Regions from separate parts of the Homo sapiens genome. Here region 2 is linked to region 1. Evidence: chromatin loops called from intact Hi-C (ENCODE). Cell type or tissue: endothelial cell of umbilical vein. All regions are shown on one strand. Each heading gives the region's core, and the rest is flanking DNA. Links, peaks and the distances in the headings are about the cores only. Region 1 overlaps RAB27A (RAB27A, member RAS oncogene family). Region 2 overlaps RAB27A (RAB27A, member RAS oncogene family).

Region 1 (10,460 bases), core at 2,461-10,460:
AAGCAATTGACTCAAACCAAAGAGCTTCACTAAGCTAAATAGTTTAATCTTTCAAAGTAGGAAAATAACACCTCATTTCTTACCCATCACACCCCAGAATAAAATTAAGGCCTAAACGTTCACAGTAAGACATACTTCAGAGTTTATGGCCTAATTTATTTTTTCATCATGGTTAACCAGAAAAGTGTGGACATTTTAGTTCCTCATTATGAAGTAGTGTTCATCATATCTTATCATGAGAAAGTCAAGTAGGCAGGTGTTTACTGAGCATTAGCACAGGCCTGATACTCTGCATGGAATTTCACAACAGTTCTTTGCCCTCATGGGGCAACTGGGGTAATAAGACCTACAGAGGACAGACTAAACTGTGTACCATTTCATGAAAAGCCATGCCCTTTCTTTCCTCCAGGTTGTTACACATGCTGTTCCCACATCACTGAATACTTAACCACAACCTTCCTTCAAGACTTGCTTCATGGTTACCTCATTATCTTTCTGGTCTCCAGAGTGGCTCTGTGCTCTGTTAATGCCTTATAAGGTGTTATAGGTCCATGCCCAGTGTCATGCTATGAGCACAGACTCAGGATCCAGTGTACCTAGGGATGAATCCTGGCTCTGCCATTTACTAGCTGTGTGACCCTGATGAAGTTATTTGACTGCCTCAATTTCCCCATCTGTAAATGGTGATAATGATACTACTTACTTTATACAGTCAAGGTAAGGATTAAAATGAATTAATCCAGTGATTCTGCAGGTAAAGACTGTGAGCCACCAGCCTTAGCATAACCTAAGAATTTGTTGACATGCAAGTCTCAGGTCCCACTCCAGCTCTACTGAATCAGGAATGCTGGAAATGGGGCTAGAAATCTGTGTTTTAAAAAGTCCTCCAGGTGACTGAGATGCACATTCACATTTGAGAACTACTAAGTTAATATATTAAAGCATTTAGAAGAGCATGTAAGTATCACCAGTAATTATGGTTAACAGTATTTATTTTGGGTAGTCTAGGAAGTGTGATTATTGGTGATTTCTTCTTTTTGTCTCATTTTTCCTAATTTTTCTACTAAGATTGTGCTTATCTAAAAAGCAAATTAATCAGTTATTTTAAAAACTTCACTAAGAAAAAAGTCACCTACATAAACAACTACAGTCTGATAATGGATGTAATAAGGACCCTATACACAGTATAAAATGTAACAGGGGTTAAAAGGAGGGAAAACATCTAACACAACTAAGTTTATTACAGAGAATCTCACAGAGGCCATCTTTGCTAGGTTTTAAAGAATAAGCAGAACTCCAGTTGGTTAAAAAATGGGGGCAGGTGTGGAAAGGGTTTTTCAGACAGAGAGAATAATGGGAATAAAAAATAAAGAAGTAAAAATATGTAAAATATATACTGTTGGGTTTTTGCACCACTTATGGGACTCTACAGAAGAAAGTTTAGAAATGTAGGCTACTTTAAAGTTTCCTTAGGAAACACACTAGCACTGGATGAAGAGTGACTCTGGGCATGACGTGCTTACTCCTCTGAACTCCAGGAAGACAGGACAGTGACTACCACACTACCAAATTCCTTTCAGATTTCAATCCAGGCCCAGAGGACTCAGCCTCTGTTCTGTCTCCTCATCTGAGTGGGGCTTACTTTAGACTTTTATCACCCTTCTCAAGAGGGCATGGAGAGATTGAGTGAGAGGGAGGGGTCTGCAAGGAGCAAAGGGAAAGGGGAGGGTATATAGACCTGCTCTCCTCTCCCAGGCCAATCAGGGCCCACGAGTCAGCTACTTCTTTAATGCAACACTGTGTTCTGGCACTCACCACTGATTTTTATGTATTTGTGTGTGTGTGTGTGTGTGTGTGTGAGTGTGTATTTGTGTGTATTAAGCTATTATTTTTATTAAAAAATAAGAAATGGGCCGGGCACTGTGGCTCACGCCTGTAATCCCAGCACTTTGGGAGGCTGAGGCGCGTGGATCACCTGAGGTCAGGAGTTGGATGAAACCCCGGGAGATGGGTGAAACCCCATCTCTACAAAAATACAAAAATTAGCTGGGGGTGTTGGTGTGCGCCTGTAATCCCAGCTACTCGGGAGGCTGAGGCAGGAGAATTGCTTGAACCCAGGAGGCAGAGGTTGCAGTGAGCCGAGACTGCACCATTGCACTCCAGCAAGGGCAACAAGAGTAGAAACTCCATCTCAAAAAAAAAAAAAAAAGATAAGAAATGAATGATCATTGTAATACTCAAAAGGCTGACAGGAAGAAGAAAAAAATAAAAGTACAGATAATTAACAAATGTTTATTCCTAATTAAGATTTGATATTACCACTTCTGACACTGAACATTACACCTTTTTGTTTAAATGGTAGGGGGTGGAGAATACTTTCTATTAAATATATAAAATCTTCAATACGTATAAGTGTTCTTTACCTAACTGAGCAATAAGGATTCTTTTACTCTCTAAGGAAAACAAAACAAAATACATACATATGTATACATATTTTCACATAATTTTGTTCTTTATCCAACTAGTTAGCCAGGATAGGCAATATTTATCTAATGTCTCAGAGTTTTAGTGTCTACCTATGAAAAACAGGTGCGTTATTTTTTGATGCTAAGATTCTATGCGCACTCTCTAGTGATCCTTATAAAATAGTTGATTTTAAAAAGCCCCAGAACTTGTTCTGATGATGCAAAGGAGGGATGATGAACACGGGCTGAGAGTAAGAGACCATAAACAGCCACTGTCATTCAGCTACAAGGGAAATAATGAGGCAACTTAGCCAGGCATCTAGCGAAGTGAAGCCCCAGTAAGCATTACTATATTTGGGGAACTCATATTTAAAGTAATTAATAGCTCTTCAACTCTTAGTGGCCAACTGACTTGAGAACGGGCAAAAAAAAGGCCATTAAAAAGGAAAGCCAAAGCTTCATATCCTTGGATAAGTCTATTACTTTTTAAGGCTCAATGTCCTTCTCCTGAAATAAGGACACAACACTGACCCGAATCTTTGCCCAGGGTGATTGTGAGGATCAGATACAAAGTATGTGAAAACCACAGTGCACTAAATTATTTTTAAACTCATTTTTAATCTAAGCTTTTCTACTATCAAAACTACAGCCAATTACCCTTTCATAATCCCAAAACAGTAATGTTTAAGTAGCAGATCTTTTTAAATCAGTGTTTTAAAGATTTAGATGTTAAGAATTTAATATTACAGCCTTCCCTAATAGATTCTCTAGGGTTACACTAACATGACCAAACAGGGAAAATATACATTTGAAAGCTGTTATGCAGTCAAGTGGCAGAATTCGAAATGGCTATGAACCAATCATTTAGGAGGTTAAAATCTCTCCAAAATAAAGGTTGACATATATTGCACTGGTGACCACTTTTACCAATGCAGTTGTAGAGTTTTCCATGGCAGAATCCTCCTGAAAGATGCTCTAACCCTAAAAGCTAGAAGGGGACTCTAAGCACAGAAAAGACATGAAGCCAGGGGTATGATCCATTAAGTCTTTAAAAGCTATCTGCATCTATGTAATACCCATTTAATGTCCAGAGATGATAGAAGAATTGATAGCATACAATAGACAAGCAGATACTTAGAGATTTAACTTCTCTAGGCTTCTACTTCCTCATCTACGAAATGGGAATAAGAGTCTCTTCTGTGGGATAGACTGAAGAGGAGAGCACACATAAAGTGCTGCCTTGCACCTGGAGCACAGGAAGTACTCAACAAATCAAAGTTATCAGTACCAGGGAGAAGCAGAGTATTTCAATTATCTTTGTCCCTAAACTAAAAACCTTGCTCCTTAAAATAGTATTTGCACTAAGATCTCCTCCAAAACGATTTGTCACAGAAGTAGAGCATAAGAGGGCATTCTATAAATAAGAGGGGACTGTGTAGCAGGACACTGGGGAACAATAACACTTACTTATCCAGTTTCTGACATTGAGGAAACTTTGCTCATTTGTCAGATCAAAAAGTAGAAGAAAACCCATAGCATCTCTGAAGAACGCTGTCGTTAAGCTACGAAACCTAGGAACATAAAAGCAGAATGGTCAGTTAAACCACGGCCCCACTCCTGAAATATAAAACTACAAGCAATGCCTTCAGCCTCTTACAAAAGTTTACCAATAACAAGCTACATGGTGATATTTCAAAAGTATATAGGATAGTTATTTATCACTTATATCAGTTTAAGTGTTAACAGACCATGTGATTTGAAAACCGAGGCTGCTGGAGAGGGATGACAAGAACCAGCTTGTGATCTTAGTCTCACCCAAGAATTTATGTACAATTATGAGTTAATTTGGCCAAAAGCAATATAGTGTATGTTTTCCTATTGTGAAAGCTTGACTTGACATTACAATGTGTTCCATGATCTTTTAATTTCAGAATATGCAGAGATCTCTTATCTCTGATAGCCATTTGTTTGGCTTGAAGGTAAGAATCTCTTGACTCAGACCTTATTCTGTCTTGGTACTCTGCCTTCCAAGGCTTTATCCTTCTGTCTTCCCTGTCTTCTCTCTCTCTCTCCCCACCCCCAACCCCACCCTATCACCAGTCAGTTTCCTCTCGTCTTTGCCTATATGTAAAACCTGTAACTGACAGGCAGGCTCCAGGGAAGAAAATATTGGTATGAATTTGTCATCTAATCAGCAATATTAGGTTTTTCTCAAATACTTTTAATCAATGTTTTTATTAAAAAGAGTTCTTGGCCAGGGGCCATGGCTCACACCTGTAATCCCAGCACTTTGGGAGGTCAAGGCAGGCAGATCACCTGAAGTCAGGAGTTAGAGACCAGCCTGACCAACATGGAGAAACCCCAACTCTACTAAAAATACAAAATTAGCTGTGTGTAGTGGTGCACATCTGTAATCCCAGCTAATCGGGAGGCTGAGGCAGGAGAATCACTTGAACCAGCAAGGTAGAGGTTGCGGTGAGCTGAGATCACGTCAGCCTGGGCAACAAGAATGAAACTCCGCCCAAAAAAAAAACAAAAAAGAGCTCTTATCTTTTAGAGCTACATTACCACAAGTATTAAAAATGAAATAATATAGTGTCTGGAATTTGCTTCTAAATTATATGGTAAGGGGGTGGGGTGAGAAGAGGTAAGGGGTATAAATGAAATTCTGTTGGCCACAATTTCATAATTGTTGAAGCTGAGTAATGGGTACATAGGTTTATCATATAATCCTTCCACTTTTGAATATCCTTGAAGTTTTCCATAATAAAAAGTTAAAAAACAAAATCCTTCAAGGTGGCTGTGAAAGAAAACAGAAGTTCTAGCTAACTGAAAGCAACTTTATATCAAGATTTCATGTGGCTTATTTTGGTCAAGTAACCCCTGGTCACATGAATTAATTCCAACCAGATATCCCACTAGATTTCAACAGTCAGGTAAGAATAATGCATGTAACTTGGCCACTTTCTTGTGGTTGAGTAAATAGCAAAAGGAAATGGAGCAAAGTATCTAAGCAAAAAAAAATTAAAAGAAGGAAAAGAAAAAAGTCCACAAGTAAGAGTCATAACCTCTCCCTTGACCTTGTATGAAATAAGGCCACCATTCTCATCTCAGACTTGACAAATTTCCTGCTAATTTGGCAGCATTCAAGTGCAAACCAACGAATTGGCTGGCTTTTTCCTGCTCAGGTCACTGTTTGAAGAATGTAACTATTTTTCCCTTTCCTTCAGTAAGGAGCACATAACTGAAGATCTCATACCTCTCCTGCCCTGCTGTGTCCCATAACTGCAGGTGGATTCTCTGGCCTCTGCCAGTGGCTCCATCCGGCCCACTGGCTCTGTACACCTAAAACAGCAAAGTGAAAGAGAAAACAAAAGAGAACTTCTAACACCAGCGAACCTTCTCACCTTTTTGTTCAGTACAAATCCCAAAGGCATCTAAAATTCCAAAGAGAATGCCATCTGGAATACAACCATGTTTGTATTTATGTCAAATAATTATATCCAGGTAATGTAATAAGTTATATTGAAATATATACATATATATCTTATAAATATATTGTAAAATATGAATACAAAACAACTTGTATAAAATATAATAATTAGTTTACCTTTCCTCAAAGTTCTCTTGGGTCACTAGTTTCAGGAAATATTACTTTTCTATGGCTTTTCCCAATCTCATCTTTTTTGTTTGTTTAACCAGGGGGTACATGTGCAGGCTTGTTACGTAGATAGATTGCATAATGCTGGGGTTTGAGCATCTATTGAATTCATCACCCAAACAGTGAATGTAGTACCCAATAAGTAGTTTTTCAGCCCCTCTCCCACTCCCTTCCCCCTTTTGGAGTCCCTAGTGTCTACTGTTTCTGTCTTTATGTCCATGCGTACCCATTGTTTAGTTCCCACTTATAAGTGAGAATGCATGTGGCATTTGATTTTCTGTTTCTGCATTAATTCACTGAGGATAATGGTCCCCAGCTCTATCCATGTTGCTGCAAAAGACATAATTTCACTTTTTTATGGCTGCATAGTATTCTATGATGTATATGTACCACATTTTCTCTATCCAATCCACCACTGATAAGCACCTAGGGTTAGTTCCATGACTTTGCTATTGTGAATAGTGCTGCAATAAACATTTGAGTGCAGATGTATTTTTGGTAGAACAATTTTCCCTTGTCCCATCCCAAATTTTAAAAGTGCTCTTAAAAGAATTTTATAGACAACACTCCTAGAACAGCAGAGAACGGACCATCAAAAATTTCTTCCTCCACAATAGCAACAAAAACAGTGGTAAAAATTGTCCAAATCAACTTTTTCAGTACTCTAGGAATTAACAAAGACTTGCAACATTCCAAGGAGCATTTATTCAAGAAAAACAGCCGAATATCAGTAAAAACAGTAAGCTTTGAGGTGTTTTTTACCTTGCCCTATTCCCATCCCCCTCACTCAAGCTTTTAGAAGACTTAAAAACCATGTGCACAAATGTGGTTGTTGTGAAAACATCAGCCTAGCCACCACTGTGGACAGCAGAGGAACAACAGGTTTGGAGCTCCCTAAAAGTCCCATACTGAGAAAAATTGTCAGGAAGCCCCTTGGAAAGCTCCATGCCCCAGCTTTGTCTTTCTTTGACCTCACTCAAAGCTTGCTCTTTGAGAACAGCCCTATCCCAAGGGCATTTGTTGAAAACTATCAGCAGTAATTATTTAACATCACAGCTACCAGAGGTAGCAATACCAGTTAGGGCTAACAAAAGTCTAACAACAACAACAAAAAAAAAATTTAAAGAAAAAAATAGGAAATGAGATTTCTATAATGCTCCCAAATATTCCTTGGAACCTAAAAGGCCATGTTCATGGGCAGGGCTCTACAAATGCCCAGGAAAGATCTAAAAAGGTCCTAATCTCTCACTTCTGACTGACTTTGAGGTTCTTCTCAGGCAGAAAATAAAAGCTAAGGCAGAGTTGTAAACTGCCTGCAGTAGTATTAAACACATACCCCAACAAACACACAGAGACTCTCAGAAAAAGCTAAGAGACTTATTAGTTCAAGGAATTTAATAAACTCTCTCCACTCATTAGCTGTCCACTAAGTTGACTGAGCAGAGACTTCAGTAGCTGCATACAAAGAATACAGATTTTGCAGAATTATCCCAGAAACATAATTAAACAAACAGCAACGACAAAAATAAATAAATATGCAGTAAAAACAAGAAACCCAGGTAGGGGAAAGAATCTGAGTTTCTAGAATAGACACATTATTTTAAATGTCCAGTTTTCAGCAAAACGTATAAGACACACAAAGAAACAGGAAAGTATGGCTCATGCGCAGGAAAAAAACAACGAATAGAAATTATTCCTGAGGAGGCCCAGATGTTAAACTTATTAGACAAAGACTTTACATCAGGAATTATAAATATATTCAAAGAACTTAAAAATCAGTAACATAGCGGTCCTCTAAAATTAAAGGATAAATTAAGACAAAACTGAGAAAAGTCATCTCTAGCAGACCTATCCTACAAGAAATACTACAGACAACTCTCAAGACTAAGCTGAAAGGAAACTAGACAGTAACTTAAATCCACACAAAGAAATAATAAGCACCAGTAAAAATGTAACTGCATAGTAAATATAAAAAACAGTATAAACGTGGTTTTTCTTTGTAGCCCTTTTCCTCCACTAGATTAAAATTTAACTGCAGGCTGGGAGTGATAGCTCATGCCTGTAATCCCTCAGCACTTTGGGAGGCTAAGATGGGTGGATCACTTGAGGCCAGGAGTTCGAGACCAGCCTGGCCAACATGGCAAAACCCCATTACTACTAAAAATATAAACAATTAGCCGGGTGTGGTGGCGGGTGCCTGTAATCCTAGCTACTTGGGAGACTGAGGCAGGAGAATCACTTGAACCTGGGAGACAGAGGTTGCGGTGAGCTGAGATCTCACCACTGCACTCCAGTCTGAGCAACAGAGAGAGACCCTGTCTCAAAAAGAAAAAAGAAAAAAAAATTAACTGCATACAGCAATAATTGTAAAGCTGTATTGATGATGGCACACAATGTAGAAAGATGTCATTCGTATAGCAATAATGGCACAAAAATATGGGAGAAAACAGAGCCACATAAGAGCAAAGTTTTACACAGTATTAAAATTAAGTTGCTATTAATCAAAATTAGATTGTGAAAAATTAAGATAATTGTAATCCCCAAGGGAATTTTTAAAAAAGAACTCAAAAACATATAACAAAAAAGGGAATTAAAATGATGCACTAGAAAATAGAAAAAGAAACAACAGTATCTATCAACAGACAAATGGATAAACAAAATGGTGTATCAATACAATAGAATATTATGTAGCTATAATAAGTAATGAAGTCCTGATACATGCTACAACATGGAAGATCCTTGAAAACATCAGGCTGAATGTAAGAAGCCAGACACAAAAGGCCATATATTATTCCATTTATATGGTGTGTGCAGAAGCCATTGATAGAAAATTCATGGTGGCTAAGGGGAGGTAGAAAGAGGAATGCCTGCTAATAGGTATGAGGTTTCTTTTTAAAGTGATGAAACTATTCTAAAATTGAATGGCTGTGATGGCCACACAACTCCGAATATATTAAAAACCACCGAATTTTATACTTTAGATGGATGGATTTCCTTTTTTTGTGAATTATATCTCAACAAATCTATTTTTTAAGTTATACAATAAGTAACCAACAAAAATAATCACATACATATATGTAGATTCTATCAACTACACGTCAATACTAAAAATTTCATTAGGGCCCTACTGTTATTCAGTGGGTCTTAATCTCTATAAGCCTCTCTGGTAGTAGAATAAAATACTAGAATGGGCAAAAGGGAATGTTCTTCTGTCTTAAAAGCCAGGGACCTTTCCCCCTGACAGAATATGATCCATTAAAGGACCTTTGTCATTAATTTCCTGACAACTGGTTTACCTGCTTCAGGCCAACAATGGATTTTTCAACAAGAAATGTAGTCTAAGGAGAAAGCCATCTTTCCTCATCTGCAACTGTGACACCATGACCTTCTGCCTTCCCCTCCAACACTAGAATAACTTTCAGTCTCAAAGTCCTTAAAAAATAAATAAATAAAAGTTTCTCCCTTCAACATTCTGCAGAACATCACATTCACTACTGGCATTCCCCACTCCTACTCCAACCTCACCCTCCTGGCAGCAGTGATAAGTTCTGCCAGTTAGTGTTCCATGTGGAACTGCTGAGACTTTATTAGGAGAAATGCCATTAAAAATAATAAGATACCAAAGGTGGAAGACACAGCCCATAAAACAAGAGTATGAGGGGCAAGGTGGTTGGCAGGCTTCAAGACAAAGGTAGACAAATAACTTTCGGAGTTCAGAGGGAAGATACAAGCCAAAAGAGTACCAAGGTGACATTTTAAAGAACTGTCCACTTCCACTTTGTCTGCCTGGTTTTATATGAAGTGCTGTCAGCACAGCCTTTTCAATCATGTTGCCTGGATTGAACATAACTCACTTTCATATGTACCTTTAATTTCAGATCCCAACCTTTGTCCTCCTAATTCCTACAAAGTAAACTAAACAGACCAGCAAATGTTGACTTAACGATTACATTTTTACATAGAAGGATATAGAACTTACCACTCTTTTTTCCCTGAAATCAATGCCCACTGTTGTGATAAATTTGGAGTTAAATTTACCATCTGTATATTGGTAAAGTACACTGGTCTTCCCTACACCAGAGTCTCCCAAAGCTAAAAACTTGATGAGGTAATCATAATCTCCATCAGACATAATGAAGAACTCAGTAGTTCACCTGTAAAATACACACAAAATTTTTTAATTAAAATCCATTAGAAAACATTAATTATCCATTTAAAAAGTGACAACAATATTCAGTTTAACACCTAATGTTAACCTGTATGTCTACGGGTTGTATGAAAAGAGAGTTACATACATATTGTTCACCATCCTTGAAGACCTAATAACTAGCTAG
Region 2 (10,864 bases), core at 69-8,068, 51 kb after region 1:
ACATTTTGTTTCAGGGACTAAAACATATTAAAGAAATTTAATAGTTCAACATTTCTGATTTCTCTACTGGACAAAAGCCTGGCAGGTTTCCACTATATTTTCATAGAAATGACTCTTTTACACTATGGGAGCCCTGGGGTATTTATGTCAGTAGCCGCTTCTAAACTTGTGAACAGAAATCAGCCTGCCACCTCACAAAGAAGAGGCATCATATCTGAAATTTGTTTTTAATTTCCATTTCACTTTTTTCCTTCATAATAGCACCAGATTATTCAGTCTTCTAATCATTATTATTTTTTTTTTTTTTTTTTGAGAGGGAGTCTCACTCTGCCACCCAGGCTGGAGTGCAGTGGCACGATCTCAGCTCACTGCAAGCTCCACCTCCTGGGTTCACGCCATTCGCCTGCCTCAGCCTCCCAAGTAGCTGGGACTATAGGCGCCCGCCACCACGTCTGGCTAATTTTTTGTATTTTTAGTAGAGACAGGGTTTCACCATGTTAGCCAGGATGGTCTCGATCTCCTGACCTCGTGATCTGCCCGCCTCAGCCTCCCAAAGTGCTGGGATTACAGGCGTGAGCCACCGCACCTGGCCCAGTCTTCTAATTATTTAGTGAATTCAGTACGTTGACATGGGGCTGAAAAATCTGCATTTCTAAGTTCTAAGTTCTAAGCCAAGTCATTCACTAATTATGTCAATTCTATCCCTGAAAAATAAGGGCTTGTATCACCAAACGGATGAAATACCATTTCTGAACTCAAAAGCTGAAGCAACTCCCTACTCCACATTTATTAATTACAGCCTGAAGGAAATTGCTCACATCTATGCACCCCACAGACAAAAGGGCACAGTTGCTAAAAGAACAGTTCCAAACTTTGGGATAGATAATGGAAAGAATCACAAGTTACTCAAAGCCAAAATATGGCCTAGGAACCCTCTAAGAAGCAGTAGAGACAGCAGAAAGAGCCAGGCAGATAAGACTCTTAATAAAGGCCCCCATGGCCTGTCCTCCCATACTCTTCTATTTCTTCTCCACCCAGTGTCCGAGGCCTGTGACCACAAAACACAGGACAACACAGAACCTCAGAGAAGCCTTGAGGGGCAACTGGTCAACCAATTAGGGCAGGTGAAAATGGATCCAGGACTGGCAGCAGAATCACCTAGGATATGTGATGAAAATCCAAAATTCTGGGTCCCATTCAGGCCTCTGAATTAGGATCTCTGCAAGGGAGGCCTAGGGAATCTGCATTTATATCAAGCTTCCCAGGGGCTTTCTGGTTATACACAATCAAGTTTGTAAGCCACTGTTCTAGGGAGACAACAGATGGCAAAAATGTACAACTACAGTTAGGCAAATAGCCTGTACATCAAGATCATATTTAACTTCTACTAGCCTCAGATACCAAATCTGTAAAATAGGGATAATAATACTGACCTAGCAAGGTGGTTGTGAGAATCAAATGAAATAAGTAATAGCCTCACACACAGTGTCTCACATACAGCAGGTGCTCAATAAAAGTCCATTCCCTCGCTTGTGTATGGCATTCTAATGAAGACTTACAACAATAGTTTTTGAATAAATGTCACCTGTTTTGAATAAATATCACCAAGGAAAGCAGATGGCCAGGAAAGTTAAGGCCTCAATGTTAATGACTCATCAACTACAAAGGCCGAGGTCAGCAGCCTTAACCAGCGATTGAGTCATGAAATGTACTTGTAGACAGTGGTTCTCAAGCTTCGGGGTGCATCAGAGTCACCTAGATGGTTTTAAAACACAGACTCTAGGCCCCACCAGAGTTTCAGATTCAGTAGGTCTGGAGTGGGGCTGAAAATCTGCATTTCTATGTTCCCAGGTGGTGCTGATGTTACTGGTCCTAATCTGACACTTTGCAATAAAAAAAGAAAAACTATGCTGTGTATATTTCCTGTTTGACACTAGACTGGTTAGTTTCATGTAAATAGAGAAAAAAACTAAGAAACCAACAATTTCCGAGGCTGTGCTGCCTCTGTCCCTGAGAATCTTACTATGTTGTTTGAACAATGCATAGAGAGGACAGGGAGATTTGAGTTCTATCTTCCCACTCACTTGCTGTGTGACTCTGCATGAGACATATGATCTCTTCCAGCCTGAGTTTACTCAGGCTGGGAGTAAAGGTGAGCTAGACACTGGTTCCCAAACCAGGTTGTCCACCAACAATCACTAGAGCAGTATTTAAAATAAAACATAGATTCCCAAGCCCTAGCCACAAACCTAATAAATTAGAATCACCAAAGGAGAGACTGAAAAATGTGTTGTTGTTTCTTGTGGGTATGGTTTATATATATATATATATATATATACTTTAAGTTCTAGGGTACATGTGCACAATGTGCAGGCTTGATACATAGGTATACAGGTGCCATGTTGGTTTGCTGCACCCATCAACTCATAATTTACATTAGGTATTTCTCCTAATGCTATCCCTCCCCCAGTCCCCACCCCCTGAGAGGCCCCGGTGTGTGATGTTCCCCTTCCTGTATCCAAGTGATCTCATTGTTCAGTTCCCACCTATGAGTCAGAACATGTGGTGTTTGGTTTTCTGTCCTTGAGATAGTTTGCTGAGAATGATGGTTTCCAGCTTCATCCATGTCCTTGCAAAGGACATGAACTCATCCTTTTTTATGGCTGCATAGTATTCCATGGTGTATATGTGCCACATTTTCTTAATCCAGTCTATCATTGATGGACATTTGTGTTAGTTCCAAGTCTTTGCTATTGTGAATAGTGCTGCAATAAACATACGTGTGCATGTGTCTCTATAGTAGCATGATTTATAATCCTTTGGGCATATACCCAGTAATGGGATTGCTGGGTCAAATGGTAATTCTAGTTCTAGATCCTTGAGGAATCGCCACACTGTCTTCCACAATGGTTGAATCAATTTACACTCTTTTGTGAGCATGTTTTAAACAAAAGCTCCCTGTGCCATTTTCATGTATAGCCAGTTTTGAGGAAGCATTAACATGGTAATCTTTCTCCAGCATTAAAGCTCTTGGGTCTTTTTGATTTCCAATTCACTGGGTCCTGAGTCTATACTTAGCCAGTATAAGTAGCCTTCTCCTTTTATATTTGCTTCACCTGGCTATTCTTCCGAAAGGAAGCATACACTGTCCTCAAAAAAAGGAATCTACTCTGCTTAGCAGTTCCATTTCTCATATATCAATAAACTGGCATTCTGGTTTCATTTAAAAAATAAAGTCCAGGATAGGCACAGTGGTTCATGCCTGTAATCTCAGCACTTTGGGAGGCCAAGGCAGGCAGATCACTTGAGGTCAGGAGTTCGAGACCAGCCTGGCCAACATAGTAAAACCCCATCTCTATTAAAAATACAAAAATTAGCCCAGCATGGTGACATGCTCCTGTGGTCCTAGTTACTTAGGAGGCTGAAGCAGGAGGATCCACTTGAGCCCAGGATGTTGAGGTTGCAGTGAGCTGGGTGACAAAGACAAGAAAGAAGGGAAGGGAAGGAAGAAGAGAAAGGAAGGGAAGGAAGGGAGAAGGGAAGGGGGAATGGAAGGGAGGAAGGAAGGTAGGAAAGGAAAAGAGAAGGAAAAAAAAAGAAACCAGAGGCCCTTACAGACCACAGGTACATATTTGGATCTTATACCTATTACAATGAAAGCAACTAAGGGATTTTAAGCAGAAGGATATGAATTGAATTCCTTTAATTTTTTAAAATTTTGTCTCATGCTCCTCAAGAGTGTGAGTTCCTTTTTTGGGACATCACTGGCTTTGTGTGAAGAATGGGCTATGGCAGGGAGGGGCAAGAATTGGAACAGAAAAGTAGCAGTACAGGCCTTTAACCAGCAGCTGGCACAGAGCAGGCACTTGGATATTTCTGCACTGCTTTAACATAGGGAAATCATAATATACTTGTTTCACCTCCTAATGTATTTCAGAGGAGTTCAAGGAAGAGACTCTGGGTGTTAGCAAAGTTCCATCTAGATGTCACTTCTTTTGAACAACACATAGAATTTTGGATTGTCCACAGTACAACTGGTTCCAATCAAGAAGTATTAGAATAAGAACATAAAAAGAACACACCAGGAAACCATCAGACCAGGCTTCTGGAACCATCCCTGCCATCAATTAGCTATGTGACCTGAGGCACAGCTCTGGATTTCTGGGAGGGGAGCCTGGGCTACAATTTCCAAGGTCCCTACTAGCTCTTAAATTACACAATTCTGTAAGTGTAACAAATGTGGTTTCCTTATCTGGGTGGCAAAATGGGATGATGACTCAGGGTGAGGTTTTTTGTTACAGATTTTCAACCTCCCAGAGAAGCTCTAGTGAAGCTAGAATCAGGGTGTTAATAAAGAAACTGTCCAGTTTTATTATTTCCTTTCCAGGGTATGGTGGTCAGCTGGAAATCTGGGAAGTAGACATTCCTGGCAGCTGCGAGCTTATCGTGCAAAGACTGAGAACCCAAGTCCCTGTGTAACCCTTCAGGTACACGATCTCTGGGGTCCCCTGCTCATGTGGCTTTCGCTCATGTGGAAGCACACAATAGACAGGCACTGAAGACCAGCCTCTCACTTCCTCCTGCTGGTAGGCTGTTCCCAAAGGGTCCACTCCTCTCCTATGGCCAACCTGGCACCTCCACGAGAACCCCATTTCGCATGATCCCTGGGGGCAGTGGTTCTCAGTCTCAACTGCAACTGCCCATCAGAATCCCGTGTGGAGACAATAAATAAATAAATAAACAAACAAACAGCCTGAGCCCTACCCCACATTTACTGACTTAGAATTGGGGTGAGGGAGAGGTTAGAAAGACAACAGCGGTAGTTAGGCTTAGTTAGTTTTACATGATGGACAGAACGTGTAACTTGGGAAACTGTAAGCCAAAGAGGTTGAATGAGTTGTCTAATGCAGGGTTTCTTAGCGTCGGCACTGTTGACATTTTAGGCAGGATAATCCTTTGTTGGGGGCTCTCCTGTGTACTGAGAATGTTTTGCAGCATCCCTGGCCCCCACCCACTAAATGCCAGGAGTAACTCCCCAGCTGTGACAGTCAAAAATGTCTCCAGGCATTGCTAAATGTCCCATGTGGGGTGGGGCAGGGGAGAAAATCACCCCCAACTGACATACACTGGTGTGATATCACATAGTTAATAATCAGGAATATGGAGACTAAAAACCGACCGACTGATTCCTGACTGTGTTGATTCTTCCACATTCAAGCAGGAAGTCCGGAACACAGGAATGAGCCGCCACCTGAGGAAATACCACAACCCACTTCACTACACAACCCACTTCAATACACAGCCTAGGGCAGACGTGGGACCTGGGACAGCTGACCTTGTCCCTAATGAGAAAAGCCACATTAGGTCTCCAGTATTTGACTGTGAGGACAATGACTTATCTTTTCAAGGACTGTTACACCTCTTCACTCATTCTTGGAGTTGTTTCCTTGAAATGATGCGATTTATTATGAAAATCACTATTTTCATAATGATTTCTTAGCAAGAAACAAAGAAATCCTGACCACAATCATAGGTTATATTTTAAAATTCTTTAGTTTTGTAAATGAACATTTAAGTCATGACCTATTTCTGTATGTTTCATTTCTCCCCTTATTAGGGCTAGTACAGCAAGAACAAAAGTATCATATTATTGTGTTTAACTAGCTGATTTAGACCTTGACTTTGCTTTTAACGATACAAATACACAGCAGATTAGTATTTAGCCATACCCTGATAGGACTTGACCAGCCTCCCAGGTGGTGGGATCAGGCCAAGGTAGATAAACTATAGCAAATAAGAATGAACAGACTTTTCAGTCTCGTGGCAACCAATTTTATTATTATGCTTTGACCTGGCAGCTGGTAAGACTTTATATGAATTAACCAATGAAACTATGAAAAAACAAGATTAGTGGTTCTGAAATATGGTATTCAAATAGCAGTTAGAGAAAGCAGTTCATTTTCAAGGCTGCTTTCTTTTAAATAGGTACAAATAATTACAATAAAAAATAATAAAATCTTGTTTAAAAAGAACAGATCTCTAGTGAGCAAGTCACATACACCTGTCTATCTACCTTGGTCCTTGTCATATGTATATCTTCCATATTTATTGTACCAAAATAAAAAGGGGTGAGGAATTTTGTGGGAATAGGCCACTCAAAGCAAGCAGGCTTTCCATAAGACAACACTTAGTTGTTGTGGAATTATACTCAGTAAGACCACCTTAATCAAAGCACCTTATAATAAATACTCCAGAGGGTCAAAAGTGTTAACAAAACCATAAAAAAAAATAAAACCACATTGAATTACAGGCTTTCTGGCATAACAGCAGGGACAAGAACCACATGGGGCTTTCAACAGTTATGCGGCTCTCAGAGAAAAGTCAAAGTGTCTCATGAGAATGGCTTTGGCTGCCACATGTTGGATCTGGGGACTGAAGGACAGTATGATAATGAGGTGATCTTGAGTGGATGGCTAGAGATGTGATTAAAGGTCAACATGAAAACATAAGCAACTTCTTCATGACCTCTTAAGGGAAGGGATTATGCAGCAGAACAACTGCTGGTTCCAGAGTCCCACTTCCAGCTCTGCCACTAACTCTATGTGACTTTGACAAAGTGACTTAACCTCTCTGGAGTAAATTCCATTAACTATAAAAGACTAGAGTAAAATGAAATGTTCTCTAACTTCCTTCTAATTCTAATACTCCTTGGGTTTACAAATCTTCTCTTTTGGATACATGCACAATCACCAAAAATCAGCCATGGCTCAATCATTCTTTGGACATTTTCACCATCGATGCATTTCCTATGCATAAACATAAACTCCAGCTAGGGCTGCCAGACACAAAACAAGACATCCAGTTAAATGTGCATTTTGGATAAAGAACAATTTTTTAGTAAAAGTATGTCCCAAATAATGTATAAGATATAGGAAACAATTATTTAGTGTTTTTCTGCAATGCAAATTTAACTTTTTTTTAGTTTGCTAAATCTGGCACCCCACCTCCATCCCCACATTAGAATCAAAACTCTCACTCCACACACGGGAGGTTGGCTGACTAAAGCACTACATGGTAAACTTCTGTTTAAGGGCAACATATACAGACGAAAAACAAACAACCAAAAAAAAAAAAAAAACAGGAAAGGAGGAACAAAACTTTCAGCATTCCTCGTAAGAGAGGCATCTAATTTTACTTGACAATAAATAAAATATGAGTATTACTAGACCTCAATCATACAAGTACCTGCAAAACCAGAGAGTCCAAACAGAGCTGAATGCTCTCTACTCCACACACCTTACCCTACGAACATAAGTAAATTACAAACCCTTTATCTCTGCCTCCAGTTCAGGGCTCATGTCTGCACCTAGCTTAAGGGAAACCAAATCATAAACTCAAACTTCCTGACCAAGAGGCAGAAGAACAAATACAGTCCAAGAAAATCTGCAAGTGGCATAAAAAGTGAAGGCTATAGAAGGGAAAAATTACTCTCTTCAAGAACCAATCTTGTTTTAGCGATGGCAAGACAATTTCCCTTCTCAGGGGCCTGGCCAACATGGTGAAACCCCGTTTCTATTGAATAAATAAATAAGAAATGAATTTCCATTTTCTCAAATTTCCAAAAAACTTCACTCTTCTTAAATTAGCACAAGAGGCCAACACCCTGGAGATAGGCACTGAATGGCCCTGCCCAGTTTGCCCAGGATATAGACAGAGGGCTCCGGTCTGCCACTGTGGGAGGGACCAAAATCCTCACCTTTCTACTTATTTGACCTTTCCCTTTTTAAGGAAGATAAGACTATTATTTTTGGGAAAGTAGGACAGAAGACGAGAGACTTAGGAGATGTTGGTGTATCTATAGACATTGCTTCTCTTAGAAAAAAATGGATGGAATAGTGGGAAAGAAATAGCAGAACACTCTACAGACATACCATCCTGGATGTGCCCGATCTCCTCTGATCTTGGAAGCCAAGCAGGGTTGGGCCTGGTTAGTACTTGGATGGGAGAAATGGCAGAATGATCCCTATTGCTCTGTCTTCTGTTCCCTTTTTCATTAGTTCAACACATATCTCTTTGAGTGCTTAATATATGTCAGAAACCATTCTATGTGCTATGGACATCACAGTGAACAAGGCAGATTACTGGCCATCCTGGAGCTTGTCTTCTACCAGTGAAAGACAAATGTTGTGTGTGTGTGCTGGTCTGTGTATGACAGTTCTATAAATACTCGAAAGAAAACAAGGCAAGGTAAGGGGGCAGAAAATGATGGGATAGGTGAGGGATACTATTCTAGATGGAGTGGTCTAAGAAGGCCTCTCCAGAAAAATGACTTTTCACCTGAATGAAATAAATAAGAAAGCCATGCAGACATCTGAGGGGAAGAGCATTCCAGGCAGAGGAAACAAGTGCAAAGGTCCTGAGGTATGGCTGGAGCAGAGTCAGCAAAGGCAAGAGTGATAGCAGATGAAGCCGCACTCCATGCAAGGGTTGTATAGACCATGGTGAGGACTCTGTCACTTCTGAGATAAAAAGCCACTGGAGAGTTTCAAGCAGAGTGACATAATAGACTCTGGCTGCTGTGTTAAGAATAGAGTGTGGAGCAGTAAGGGTGGAAGCAGGGAAGCCCTTCAGAAGGCTTTTGCAGTAATCCAGGTGACAGAGATGATAGAACTTGGTGGAAGCAGCAGAAGTGGTGAGAAATGGTTATCATCCTAGATGTATTCTTTTTTTTTTTTTTTTTTTTTTTTTGAGACGGACTCACACTCTGTCGCCCAGGCTGGAGTGCAATGGCACGATCTTAGCTCACTGCAACCTCCGCCTCCTGGGTTCAAGCGATTCTCCTGCCTCAGCCTCCTGAGTAGCTGTGATTACAGGCACCCACCACCACGCCCCGCTAATTTTTGTATTTTTAGTAGATACAGGGCTTCACCATGTTGGCCAGCCTGGTCTTGAACTCCTGACCTCACGTGATCCACCTGTCTCGGCCTCCCAAAGTGCTGCGATTACAGGCGTGAGCCACCGCACCCGGCCTGCTGAGGAATTTAATGTGGGGTATAAGAGAAAGAATCAAGAGTGATTTCAGGGTGTTTGGTGTGAGCATCTGGAAGAGTGAAGTTGCCATTCACTAAGATGGAGAAGACTAGGGGAAAAGCAGCTTTGGGAGAGAAAACTCAAAAATCTGGCTCCTAGAGATTGTTGCTCACTTTAAAACCCTTACATCTATTTTAGAACCAAAACAATAGAAATTGAGAAGCTGACTTTAAATTTCATGTGGAAGGCCAGGCATGGTGGCTCATGCCTATGATCACAGCACTTTGGGAGGCTGAGGCAGACAGATCACCTGAGATCGGGAGTCCGAGACCAGCCTGACCAACATGGAGAAACCCTGTCTCTACTAAAAATATAAAATTAGCCAGGCATGGTGGCACATGCCCGTAATCCCAGCTACTCAGGAGGATGAGGCAGGAGAATCACTTGAACCAGGGAGGCGGAGGTTGCAGTGAGCTGAGATCGTGCCATTGCACTCCAGCCTGGTAAATAAGAGCAAAACTCCATCTCGAAAAAAAAAAAAAATTCATATGGAAATTCAAGGGACTGGATAGTCAAAACAATCTTGAAAAAGAACAAGGTTGGAGGACTCACATATCCTGATTTCAAAACACTATGTAGCTACAATAATCAAGGTAGTATGATACTAGCCTGAGGACAGACATACAGATCAATGGAATAGAACTGACAGTCCAGAAATAAACCTTTACATTCATGGTCAATTTATCTCAACAGAGGTGCCAAAACTATTCAAAGAGGAACAGTCTTTTAAACAAATGGTGCTGAAAGAACTGGATATCCACATGCAAAAAGTTGAAGTCAGACCCCCTGCCTCACACCATATTTAAAAATTAACTTAAAATGGGTCAAAGAATGAAATGTAAGAGCTAAAAACTATAAAACTTTTAGAAGAAAACATAAGTATAAATCTTCATGATCTTGAATTTGACAATGTTTTCTTAACTTTGACATCAAAAGCACAAACAACAAAAGGAAAAATAGGCTCGGTGCAGTGGCTCAAGCCTATAATCCCAGCACTTTGGGAGGCTGACGCAGGTTGATCACTTGAGGTCAGGAGTTCAAGACCAGCCTGGCCAACATAGCAAAACCCCGCCTCTACTAAAAATACAAAAATTAGCCAAGCATGGTAGCACACACCTGTAATTCCAGCTACTCTGGAGTCTGAAGCAAAAGAATCACTTCAACCCAGGAAGCGGAGGTTGCTGTGAGCCAAGATCATGCCACCGCATTCCTACCTGGGCGACAGAGTGAGACTCTGTCTCAAAAGAAAAAAAAGGAAAAATAGATTAAATATACTTCAACGAAATTAAAAATCAAGGCACGTCACAGAAATTAAGGAAGGAAGAAAAAAGGGAGGGAGGGAGGAAGAGAGAATGGTAGAAAGGAAGGAAGAAAAAAGTAGGAATGAAAACATAAAACAACATAAACCAACATAAAATACAGAAAATAATGATCCTCAGTCAAGTTCCTTCAGCATTATATTAACCTTTCTTCACTTCTAACCATCTGCAGAAACTGTTTTCCAGATTGTATTTTCCCTCTAAAGCAAGTTTTTAAGGCCGAAAAAAAAAAAAGAACAAGAACAGTGAGTGGAGAATCAACAAATTTAATTAGCAATGATTACAGAAAACTTAAATAGCACACACAACTCTATAATCCCTCTACCCCCAATTCCAACATCTGACTGATCAACCAACCATAAAATGTGAGAATCCATCCAGAAGGAAAGAACAGCTGTTAAGCTGTAGGGGTAAGGACCCTGTGGCAGAAGACCCTGAGGCCATGTGGGCCCAGG

What was found. Peaks named below come from ENCODE experiments on the same cell type or tissue, not always from the same donor. Only the 100,000 strongest peaks of a DNase experiment are listed, where the experiment ranks them.
Region 2: a loop joins it to region 1, with 3.0 times the contacts of the local background. A loop is called at or near these places in 32 of 110 quality-filtered maps.

The regions. Positions count from the first base shown.
Region 1 is chr15:55,224,677-55,235,136 of GRCh38, forward strand. It overlaps RAB27A (RAB27A, member RAS oncogene family), which reads right to left. Exons shown (of 7, transcript NM_183235.3): 3 at 10,106-10,280; 4 at 5,725-5,810; 5 at 3,933-4,036. The coding sequence starts at 10,258. Among named protein-coding and RNA genes, the nearest start is that of RSL24D1, 33 kb to the left of the region's middle. In endothelial cell of umbilical vein, for the core only: no CTCF peak of the experiment used is centred there; DNase peaks (open chromatin) are centred at 4,355 and 5,535; H3K27ac peaks cover 459 bases.
Region 2 is chr15:55,278,190-55,289,053 of GRCh38, forward strand. All of the region lies in intron 1 of RAB27A (RAB27A, member RAS oncogene family), which reads right to left. Among named protein-coding and RNA genes, the nearest start is that of RAB27A, 6.2 kb to the right of the region's middle. RefSeq lists an enhancer at 1,502-1,796. In endothelial cell of umbilical vein, for the core only: no CTCF peak of the experiment used is centred there; DNase peaks (open chromatin) are centred at 1,652 and 4,292; H3K27ac peaks cover 2,268 bases.